Regions from separate parts of the Homo sapiens genome. Here region 2 is linked to region 1. Evidence: read pairs that join two places in POLR2A ChIA-PET (ENCODE). Cell type or tissue: A673. All regions are shown on one strand.

Evidence for each region. Peaks named below come from ENCODE experiments on the same cell type or tissue, not always from the same donor. Only the 100,000 strongest peaks of a DNase experiment are listed, where the experiment ranks them.
Region 2: POLR2A ChIA-PET joins it to region 1 with 9 read pairs; 1 of 35 experiments calls an interaction of 5 or more read pairs at or near these places.

The regions. Positions count from the first base shown.
Region 1 is chr4:26,836,736-26,841,735 of GRCh38, forward strand. It overlaps a transcript of TBC1D19 not described here. Among named protein-coding and RNA genes, the nearest start is that of STIM2-AS1, 21 kb to the right of the region's middle. In A673, no CTCF peak of the experiment used is centred here; DNase peaks (open chromatin) are centred at 1,446, 1,906 and 2,906; H3K4me3 peaks cover 1,136 bases; H3K27ac peaks cover 3,970 bases.
Region 2 is chr4:25,493,798-25,498,797 of GRCh38, forward strand. No RefSeq gene overlaps it. Among named protein-coding and RNA genes, the nearest start is that of ANAPC4, 120 kb to the left of the region's middle. In A673, no CTCF peak of the experiment used is centred here; a DNase peak (open chromatin) is centred at 2,164; H3K27ac peaks cover 3,517 bases.

The DNA of each region.
Region 1 (5,000 bases):
GAGGCAGCAGCTTTCCAGCAGTTCCAGCCATGTCCCTTTGTCTCTCCAGAACTGGCAAGCCTCACAGCAGCAAGTGTGAATGTAGGGACTTCAGCCCAAGGAATTTTAGCTATGGCTTCTTTTCTTGCTCCTTTAACCCCTCTGTTTCTTCCATTTACTCTTCCAAACCTCCCAGCACCTTGGAAATCAATTCACTGTATCAAATTCCCTGTGTTTGAAACATCTAGAGTGGGAGTCTATTTTCGAGCCTGGACCCAGACCCATATTGCCTTGAAGACAGGATAGCGGGAGAAGACAGAAAGGCATTCCATTGGAGAGACTGCCCCAAGCAAGTGTCCAGAATGGGAATGTTTGGAGGGGTTGTGGAGAGTGAAAATCAACCTATTTGGTTAGGGCATAGTGAATGAATAGGAGAGTGGCAAGTCACTAAACCACAGAGGCATAAAAGGTCTATATAATGGAGAAGCTCCAATACTGGGTGGAAAAGTTTGTACTGGTTTTGGTAAGCAATAGAGATTCACTGAGGCCTGAGTCAAGTGCCATAATGGGAGATGGGCATGGAGAAGACCATTTTGCTTAGTGGTGAGTGTGATGAGTTGGAAAAAAAAGAAAGATGCAATAGACTAGCAAATATGTAGTATTTAGAGGCACTGGTTGGATGAGATGAATGAGAGAGGAAAATCAAAGATGGCACCACAATTTTCCCCCTGTTTAACTGGAAGGTAGGGCCCCTAGGAGATGTCAGGAAGATATCAGGAAGAATGAAAGTGGCTTGAAAGCTGTGGAAGGCAGAGAATAATATTTGGCATCTGTATAGCACTTGGAGTTTTCACATATGTGATATCATTTGATTTAAATTCCAATCTCTTAGCTCTTTTCACTAGTCATTGATATTGATCTATAACTGGGCAAAGAAGCTGAGGCTACATAACATGATTTAGCGATCATCTGTATGGAGGAGACAAGCAAAAACAGGACACCGGATGAGATCACTAAGGGCAAGAGTAGAGAAGCCAGACCTACAAGGATGCATGTGGGGTGCGGGTGAGTCTGGGAAGGATGAAATGTTGGAGGTAAGAGAAAGGCTGGTTAGAAAGGAGGATGGTAAGTATTGATAGCAGGAGGACCAAGACAGTTGGTGCTACATAAGCCCAGAGAGAAGGAGATTTTATAAAAAAATTGGACATTTTTTCCCCTAAAAAATGACTGTCACATTCTGCAAGGTGTTAAGGAGAATAAAGGTTGAAGAAAAATCCACTGGGTTTGCAGATAACAGTTTCAATGATTAAGTGGGGACAGAATCTATATTTCTTGTGGCTAAAGAGTGGTTGAATTATAAGAAACAAGGCAATGAGAATGGCTCATTTTCCCATTCTCTTGGCCCCTTTCCCATCCATTTCCTCTGTTTGCCACCAAGTCCTTCCCTCCTCATACCCTCAGCCTACTCACCCATGCAACTTCCGATACCACCTGCATCTGAGTGTAGAATGGGCCAGTTGTTGGACGTATGTATACGAAGCTGGCTCACTGACTTGCAAGTTTGGATTTCAGAGAGACACAGTCTGTGTGACCAGTATCAGCTTACTGTAGAGGCTGAAAGTATTTATTAGTGTCAAAGGTTGGTACTTAAAGTTGTAGACACCAGCTCAAAGTTTTTTATTAAAGACATCTAGCAGTTTATTAAGCAAAGGCTGGCTGACATATATGACTTCATGAAAAACGGGAATAAAAGAATTATACAATTTTCTCCCTTTAAAAAAAAAGCATCGCTTGTGTTCTTACATACTTGACATCCACTAGAAGTCATAAAATCACACCAACACAGTATATATGTTAAAAGCTCCATATCTCCTGAACCCCTGGTGAAGTCTGCAGAACACATTCAAAACAGTTGGTGAGAGTAGGCCACAGCGGGAGGGAGCAGACTTCCTGTACTTTGTCAGACTGGAGGAAGTCAAAGTTAAAATCTGATTACTTCGCAAGGATTCCAAAACCTGATCTAAATCGCCTTTCAGAATCTGTTAACAAATCAAAGAGCATTTCCAGTAGCACCAAGCAAGAGGCCTTATGGCCTGATAATTCTGGTAAGTTCCACTTTTGGGATAGGGAATATTTGACCAAGTTAGATCCTTCATAAAATGCAGAGCCTGTTAAACCCCAACCTAAATATGTTCATAATAAAATATCAGCCTTCCAAATTACATTCTATATGAACAAACAAGCCCACGAAACATCCAAACAACAGTGCAGTAGGTGGAAACAGATGTCATCATTTATTTTAAGATTCGTTTATTCAACAATCGAATGGAGGAATGTTGCTTATTCTATACAACATCTTAGGATTTAAGTAGTTTACCTGCTATTTTGAAACATGCATAGGGCTGTCAAATAGTTTCCTGGGTTTTCAGAATAGCTCCTAAACTGTGCAACTCTGCTTTCTTTCCACAATATAAACAAAAAGGGTTTTTTTTTCCTTAAACTTGCCATAAAAACGATGTCGTCATAGGATAAAAATTTTAAAGCGGCTTTAAAAAATTAAAACCTATGAATTAGTCTCAAGCAGCCTAACTTTATTTTTCTAACCACCAATTCCAACAGTAATAAATACTTATGATTGAGATCTCTGAGTATGATACTTATAATAGGACATAGTAAAAGCCTAGTTAATTTCCACTTCTGGTCTTGAATCGATTTTTTTCTAATGTGTAAAATTTCAAACAGAGCTCTTGCTTCATTTCATGTTACTTTCCTTCTTTATTTAGTTAAAGAAGATGTGTGGGAAGGAGCATGAGGGAGGCATAGGGATAGCAGGGTGGGTTCAATCTCCTTTTCCATCACCCCCCCGCCCTTTCTGTCAAAAAAAAAATGCTGAAAAAATTAGTCTCTACCCTTGCTGGCTCAACTTCATCACCTCCCATTCACTTATCCGCCCACTGCCATCTGGCTTCCATCCCAAAACTCCATTCAGATTGTTCTCATTAAGATCACCAATGCTTTCCTCCTTGCCAGATCCAATGACCTATTTTTAGGTCTCCTCCTGGTTGACCTTCTGCGGCATTGCACATGCAATGCAGACCCGAGGCTCCAAACTCACATGCCCATAGGCTGGCTGCAGTCTACACAGGTGAAGCTGGGTTTGGTATTGCGTAGGGTGAGTCACAGGAAGCCTGTCCAACTGTGGGCATGTGTCCCTTCTAAGGTAGCAGCTGCTGCTGTCTCTGGTTGATTTTGGTCATGGAGGAATGTGGACACCGCATTGATAAATATTTTGATTTTTTTTTTTAAAGAAAACTTGGTTTTTATGAGAATGTTTATAATTCTTCTTTCTTTCTCTTTCTCTCTTCCTCTCTTTCTTTCTTTCTTTTTGACTGAGTTATACTCTGTCGCCCAGGCTGGAGTGCAGTGGTGTGACCTCAGCTCACTGCAACCTCCGCCTCCTGGGTTCAAGTGATTCTCCTGCCTCAGCCTCCTGAGTAGCTGGGATTACATGTGCCCACCATCATGCCCAGCCAATTTTTGTATTTTTAGTAGAGACGAGGTCTTACCATGTTGGCCAGGATGGTCTCAAACTCCTGACCTCAGGCAATCTGCCTGCCTTGGCCTCCCAAAGTCCTGGGATTACAGGTGTGAGCCACTGCACCCAGCCTCTAATTTCTAACTATTGGCTCAATTTTCGTTTAATGCTTGTAGGGAAAGTAGACATCACTGTAGACCTCCGAGGAGAAGACTGTACTGTAGATGAGTCTATGGTTCTCTTGCCCTCTGGGCCTGGTTCTTTATAGGTTCTGCCTATTTGTTTCTGCCCATTTTTCTGCTGTTCCCCTGGCCCCCATACCTACCTCAATCATATTGAGGCTCCTTGTGTTCCTTCTTAGTCCCCTTCTATTTTCTCCTCCTCGTGGGAAATGTTGTAGACCCAGGGCTAGCTTCCTGGGCTTGCAGTCAGTGCAGTTGCCCTGAGCCCCACATTCAGAAGGGCTCCATGCTCATGGGTTAGTGCTCTGCAGCTGCTATCTTGAAATTCTTACGTTATCTCTGAATTTATGTTTTGTGAGTGAAATACGATGGGATAACGAGCATGTGCCAGGGACTTAGCATTTCAGCTCAAGCGCTGTCCTTCTCACTGCCCTTCTTCTCACTTCTCAGCCTGAGAAGAGTTCTTGGCCACCTGTTCCTTCAACCTTCCCCGACCCAGGTCCTGCCACTCTCCTCCTCTAACCCTTCCCCCCAAGACTGCCATTATCCTCCACCCTGGCAGGAAGCTGAGTGCAGGTGTAAGAAGGGTTGGGGTCCTTGCACCTGCATCTCTAGTCAAGGCCTGGCAACAGTGGCTGTCCTCACCCTAGCCTGAGTGCATGAGGCTGGATACAGTGGCTCATGCCTGTAATCCCAGCACTTTTGGAGGCTAAGGTGGGCGGATCACCTGAGGTCAGGAGTTTGAGCCCACCCTGGCCAACATGGAGAAACCAAAAATACAAAATTCTCTACCAAAAATACAAAAATTAGCCAGGCATGGTGGCGTGTGCCTGTAGTCCCAGCTACTCGGGAGGCTGAGCAAGAGAATTGCTTGAACCTGGGAGGTAGAGGTTGCAGTGAGCTGAGATCACCCCACTGCACTCCAGCCTGGGTGACAGAGTGAGACTCTGTCTCAAAAAAAAAAAAAAAAAAGTGTATGACTTGTTGAGGGTCAGCCTGTTACCCCCTGTGATCCAAGTCCCTAGCACATCTTGATGCAGAGGTTGCAATATCCTTGGGATTGCCCATCTGCTATGGGCTGGGACAACTGACTCTTGGAAAGTGGAGATGCCTGACTTGACTTCCCAGCCCCTCACTGAGGTGTGGTGCATGCGAGCTGGTGAGAGGGGGAACATGGCAGCTGTCAGGCTCAAGGGCATATGGAACTTCCAAGTCCCACGGCAGCAACCAGAGCATCTGGGAGAGTCTGAACTTACCCTACGCGTATTTTTGGATCCTTTGGGCCACTCTGTGCCTGTGAGAAC
Region 2 (5,000 bases), 1.3 Mb before region 1:
TGAATTATATTTTAGTAAAACTTTGTTCTATAAAAAAGATGAAATGGGTGATTTTTCAGGGAAAAAAAAAATGTGTTTTGAGACAGAGTCTCACTCTATCACCCAGGCTGGAGTGCGGTGGTGCAATCTCGGCTCACTGCAACCTCCACCTCCCAGGTCCAAGTGATTCTCGTGCCTCAGCCTCCTGAGTAGCTGGGACCACAGGAGTGTGCCACCATGCCTGGCTAATGTTTGTATTTTTAGTAGAGATGGGGTTTTGCCATGTTGGCCAGGCTGGTCTCGAACTGCTGACCTCAAGTGATCCACCCACCTCGGCCTCCCAAAGTGCTGGGTTTACAGGTGAGAGGCTCTGTGCCCGGCCAAGGAAAATTTTTAAATTAACTCAGGAAGAAATAAAAAACCTGAATAGTCGAATAACCCTAAAATAAATCTAAAGGGTATTTTAAAATATTTTCTCCTGCTTGCTCCATCTAGCTTGAGACAAAGATAGCAGACCAGACTATTTTTGAGTCAAACTATATAAAACCTCTAAGCTTTTCCATACACTTTATAAATTGTATTTAGAGCATAGAGAAAGATGGGAAACTTCCCAGCTCATTTGACTTGGCTAGCATTACTTGCCAATGTAATAAAACAGGATGATGAGCACACAAAAGCAAAAGAAGAGGGGAAAAAAATGATAGGCCAATATATTTATGAGCAGAGATGCAAATAGCCTAAATAAGACATTAACAGGCTGGGTGCCATGGCTCACGCCTGTAATCCCAGTACTTTGGGAGGCCAAGGCAGGCAGATTGCTTAAGCCCAGGAGTTTGAGACCAGCCTGGGCAATATGGCAAAACCCAAACTCTACTAAAAAAAAAAAAATACAAAAATACAAAAATTAACTGGGCATGGTGGCATGCACCTGTAATCCTAGCAAGTTGGGAGGCTGAGGCACAAGAATTGCTTGACCCCAGGAGGTGGAGGTTGCAGTGAGCTGAGATCACACCACTGCACTACAGCCTGGGCAACAGAGTAAGACTGTCTGGAAAAAAAAGAAAGAAAGGAAAGAAAGGAAAGAAAGGAAGAAAGGAAGAAAAGAAAGAAAGAAAGAAAGAAAGAAAGAAAGAAAGAAAGAAAGAAAGAAAAAGAAAGAAGAAAGGAAGAAAGGGGGAGGGAGGGAGGAAGGAAGAGGGAGAGAGAGAGAGAGAGGAAGGAAGGAAAGAAGGAAGGAAGGGAGGAAGAAGTGAATCTATTGCCATCTTTTCCAGCAATAGATTTATGGAGAAAAAAAATATGATCATCTGAATAAATGTTGACAAGGTATTTAATTAAATTTAATACCAACACCTGATTAAAAATCTTAGCAATCCAGAAAAGTATGAATCTACATTAACTTGGCGAGGCACAGTGGCTCATGCCTATAATCCCAGCACTTTGGGAGACTGAGACAGGAGGATCACTTGAGCCCAGGAGTTTGAGACCAGCCTGGACAACATAGCCAGACACCATCTCTTCCTGAAAGTTAAAAACTTAGGCATGGTGACATGTGCCTGTAGTCCCAGCTACTTGGGAAGCTGATGCAGGAAGATCATTTGAGTACAGGAGTTCAAGGTTGCAACGAGCTATGATTACATCACTGCACTCCAGCCTGGGTGACAGAGCAAGAACCTGTCTCTAATTAAAAAAAAAATAGTAATAACAAAAAACAAAACTTCTGTATGACAAATAAGCATACAAACAAAATATAAAGACAAGTGACAGGCTGGGCGCGGTGGCTCACGCCTGTAATCCCAGCACTTTGGGAGGCCGAGGCGGGCGGATCACGAGGTCAGGAGATCGAGACGATCCCGGCTAAAACGGTGAAACCCCGTCTCTACTAAAAATACAAAAAATTAGCCGGGCGTAGTGGCGGGCGCCTGTAGTCCCAGCTACTTGGGAGGCTGAGGCAGGAGAATGGCGTGAACCCGGGAGGCGGAGCTTGCAGTGAGCCGAGATCCCGCCACTGCACTCCAGCCTGGGCGACAGAGTGAGACTCCGTCTCAAAAAAAAAAAAAAAAAAAAAGACAAGTGACAGATGAGAAGAAAATATTTGTAACATATTGTGGACCCTGGAAAATAATATTTAAGTCCTTGATAACCTCTTGTGCATGAGATCCTGTGCTGGACCTATCACTTGTATCATCTCATTTCATTTCCTTCCTTCCTTCCTTCCTTCCTTCCTTCCTTCCTTCCTTCCTTTCTTTTTTTGAGATGGAGTTTTGCTCTTGTTGCCCAAGCTGGAGTGCAAAATGGCACAATCTCGGCTTACTGCAACCTCCAACTCCCGAGTTCAAGCAATTATCTTGCCTCAGCCTCCTGAGTAGCTGGGATTACAGACATGCACCTCCACACCTGGCTAATTTTTCGTATTTTTAGTAGAAATGGAGTCTCATCATGTTAGTCAGGCTGGTCTCGAACTCCTGGCCTCAGGTGATCCACCTGCCTTGGCCTCCCAAACTGCTGGGATTACATGCGTGAAACACTGCACCCGGCCCTCATTTCATCTGTAAATCAAGTCTCTGAGGCAGTGGTGATCGACACGATTGTTCAGAAGAAGACACTAAAAACTGGAGAATTTAAGCACCCTGCCCAAATCTCATGGCTCAGAAGTGAGTTAAGGTTCCAACATGGACCTAAGCTGGCTCCCACACCTGCCACCATTTATCTCTCCAGGAACTAGCATGATTCCTCATCTCCTAAAGTCACTTCACTTATTATTTGTGCTTTTGATGTGTTTGTTTCTGGACAGATTGTCTGAAAGGGTCTTTTCAGTAGAAAGGTCCTGAGGTGAAGATGGAGAATGGGTCACAAAGCTGTCACATGCCTTCCTTCTCATGAACTCTTGAGGAGCAATCTTCCTCCTTAGCTTTTTCTTCTGCCTTCTTCCTTGGCTTTTGAGTTTCCTGGGGTGGCCCTAATTTCCAGCCAGTGGAGAGCTGGGCTTGGTTGCCCCATTCATCAATCCTAGCATGCCCCCACCCTTCCCCTTTCTCATTTGCTTGTGACAGGGAGAAAGAACGGAGTGTGGGTAAACCCTCTGACTTATCTGATTGTGCTGTAGGTGGGCCAGGTCAGGCTTGGCTTGACTGGCTTGACCTGCTCTGCTATTTCCTTTTCTGTCCCTCTCTTTTTCTTTTCTTTTCTTTCTTTCTTTTTTTTTTTTTTTTTTTTTAGATTAGGTCTTACTCCACCACCAAGGCTGTGTACAGTGCCGCTGTGTACAGTGGCACAATCACAGCTCACTGCCGCCTCCACCTTGTGGGCTCAACTGATCCTTCCACCTCATCCTCTGAGTAGCTGGGACTACAGACACACATCACCATGCCTGGTTAATTTTTTAAAAGTTTTTTGTAGAGGTGGGATCTCACTGTGTTGTGCAGGCTGCTCTTGAACTACTGGGCTCAAGTGATTCTTCTACCTTGGCCTCCCAAATTACTGGAATTACAGGTGTGAGTCACCATGCCCAGCCTTCTGACTGATGGATGTAGACTGTCCTGTGTTTCTGTGAGAGGGGCAGTCACTGTTATTTAGGATGTTCTGGAAAGGGTGACTGCTTGTCAGTGAGCCTCCCTCTCAGAGCCCCTTGAGCATCTGAATCAGAGTTAGCAAACTCTGTCCATCTCCTCTGCCATGATCCCTTTCTCTCCCCCATCAGCTCCTTCTATGCCTTCCTGCTCCTAGTTTCCAAGTCTCCAAGGTCAAGCTAAAGCCCAGATTTTATCATATTTCTCTTTTGCTTAAGAACCTGTAAGAGTTCACCAGTGAATTTTCAAAATAAGGTTCGTGGATGTTATATTGGGGTCCAGGAAGTGTTAGACATTCTATTTACTCTTAATCCAAAAATTCAGAAAGAAACAGCTTGGGTACTAGGTAGCTGGTGTATTGATTGTCACTAGTGCCCCACTTGGCCCATCTGTCAGATCGTTTCCTGAATCATGGTGTATGTCAGAAATATCATAATGCAGAGGGCCAGAGAGAGGGGTGTATTCTCATCCACTATCTTTCAATCTATTGCCAAGTGTTGCAATTTCCATGAGTCTAGCTCCATGAATTCCTACGGCCTCAGGATATGGTGGAGAAAATATTGTTAGAAATGAAACATTCATGATTCTTTGCATATAATCATGAAAGTCCATTCTAAAGTGTCTGTGGGGATTTTTCCTTCCCCTATATGAAAACAAAGGCATGACATTTCTGGCAATTTTTGGTAATAAAAAGCCTTGTGGTCCTTTTCAGTCATATCTCTGTCTTCAGACCTCTGGTCTAGGAAGGAGAGTAGTAGTGGCCAGCTTGTCTCTTTAAACCTCTCTTCCTTTGGGGCTGGAAGCAGGAGGAAGGAAGAGAGGTAAGGGATAGAGAGTTCTTATTTGGCTGGTACTAGAATAATCTGACCCCATGCTTTGCAGACCTGGGAGGTTTGTGGAGCTGGCTCTCTCTTGTGGGCACTTATATGGGTTTTCTGGAGACTCCCTTGCTCGGGGTGTTCAACAGCAACTCCAGAATGTCAGGCAGTGTTTCTCTTGCCCCTGGCTGCTCCTGACATAGCCTCAGTTTCTACCTCCAATGGTTCACATCACAGCCTCTTACCACCAGGGTCCTCTCTGGCTGTAGGCCGCCATCTTGGAAGAATCTCTTCTAAAATGAGCCAGACCATATTCTTACTGCAAGCTCATGTCTGGTCCTTGTGTTAGAGGGAAGTTCAGCCACTTCTGACCCACCATTGAAGGGGAGGAGTGAAGAGACTTCCCAGATGCTCAGCCATAGGGAGCGAGGCTGGTCCATGGAGGCCCAGCTACAGGTGCCCTGAGCTCTGTGCAAGGTCAGGTGAAGGTTCTCTCACTGGGTTGAGGTTAGGAGGGCACTCCCCTCCCAACTATCTCTCAGTGCACTAAGTGCTGTGGGCTACATTGTCGCCGTGTATGTTGTGGGCACCACATTGATTCTGCTGCCTGGGTTGAAATCCTACCTCTGCCTCA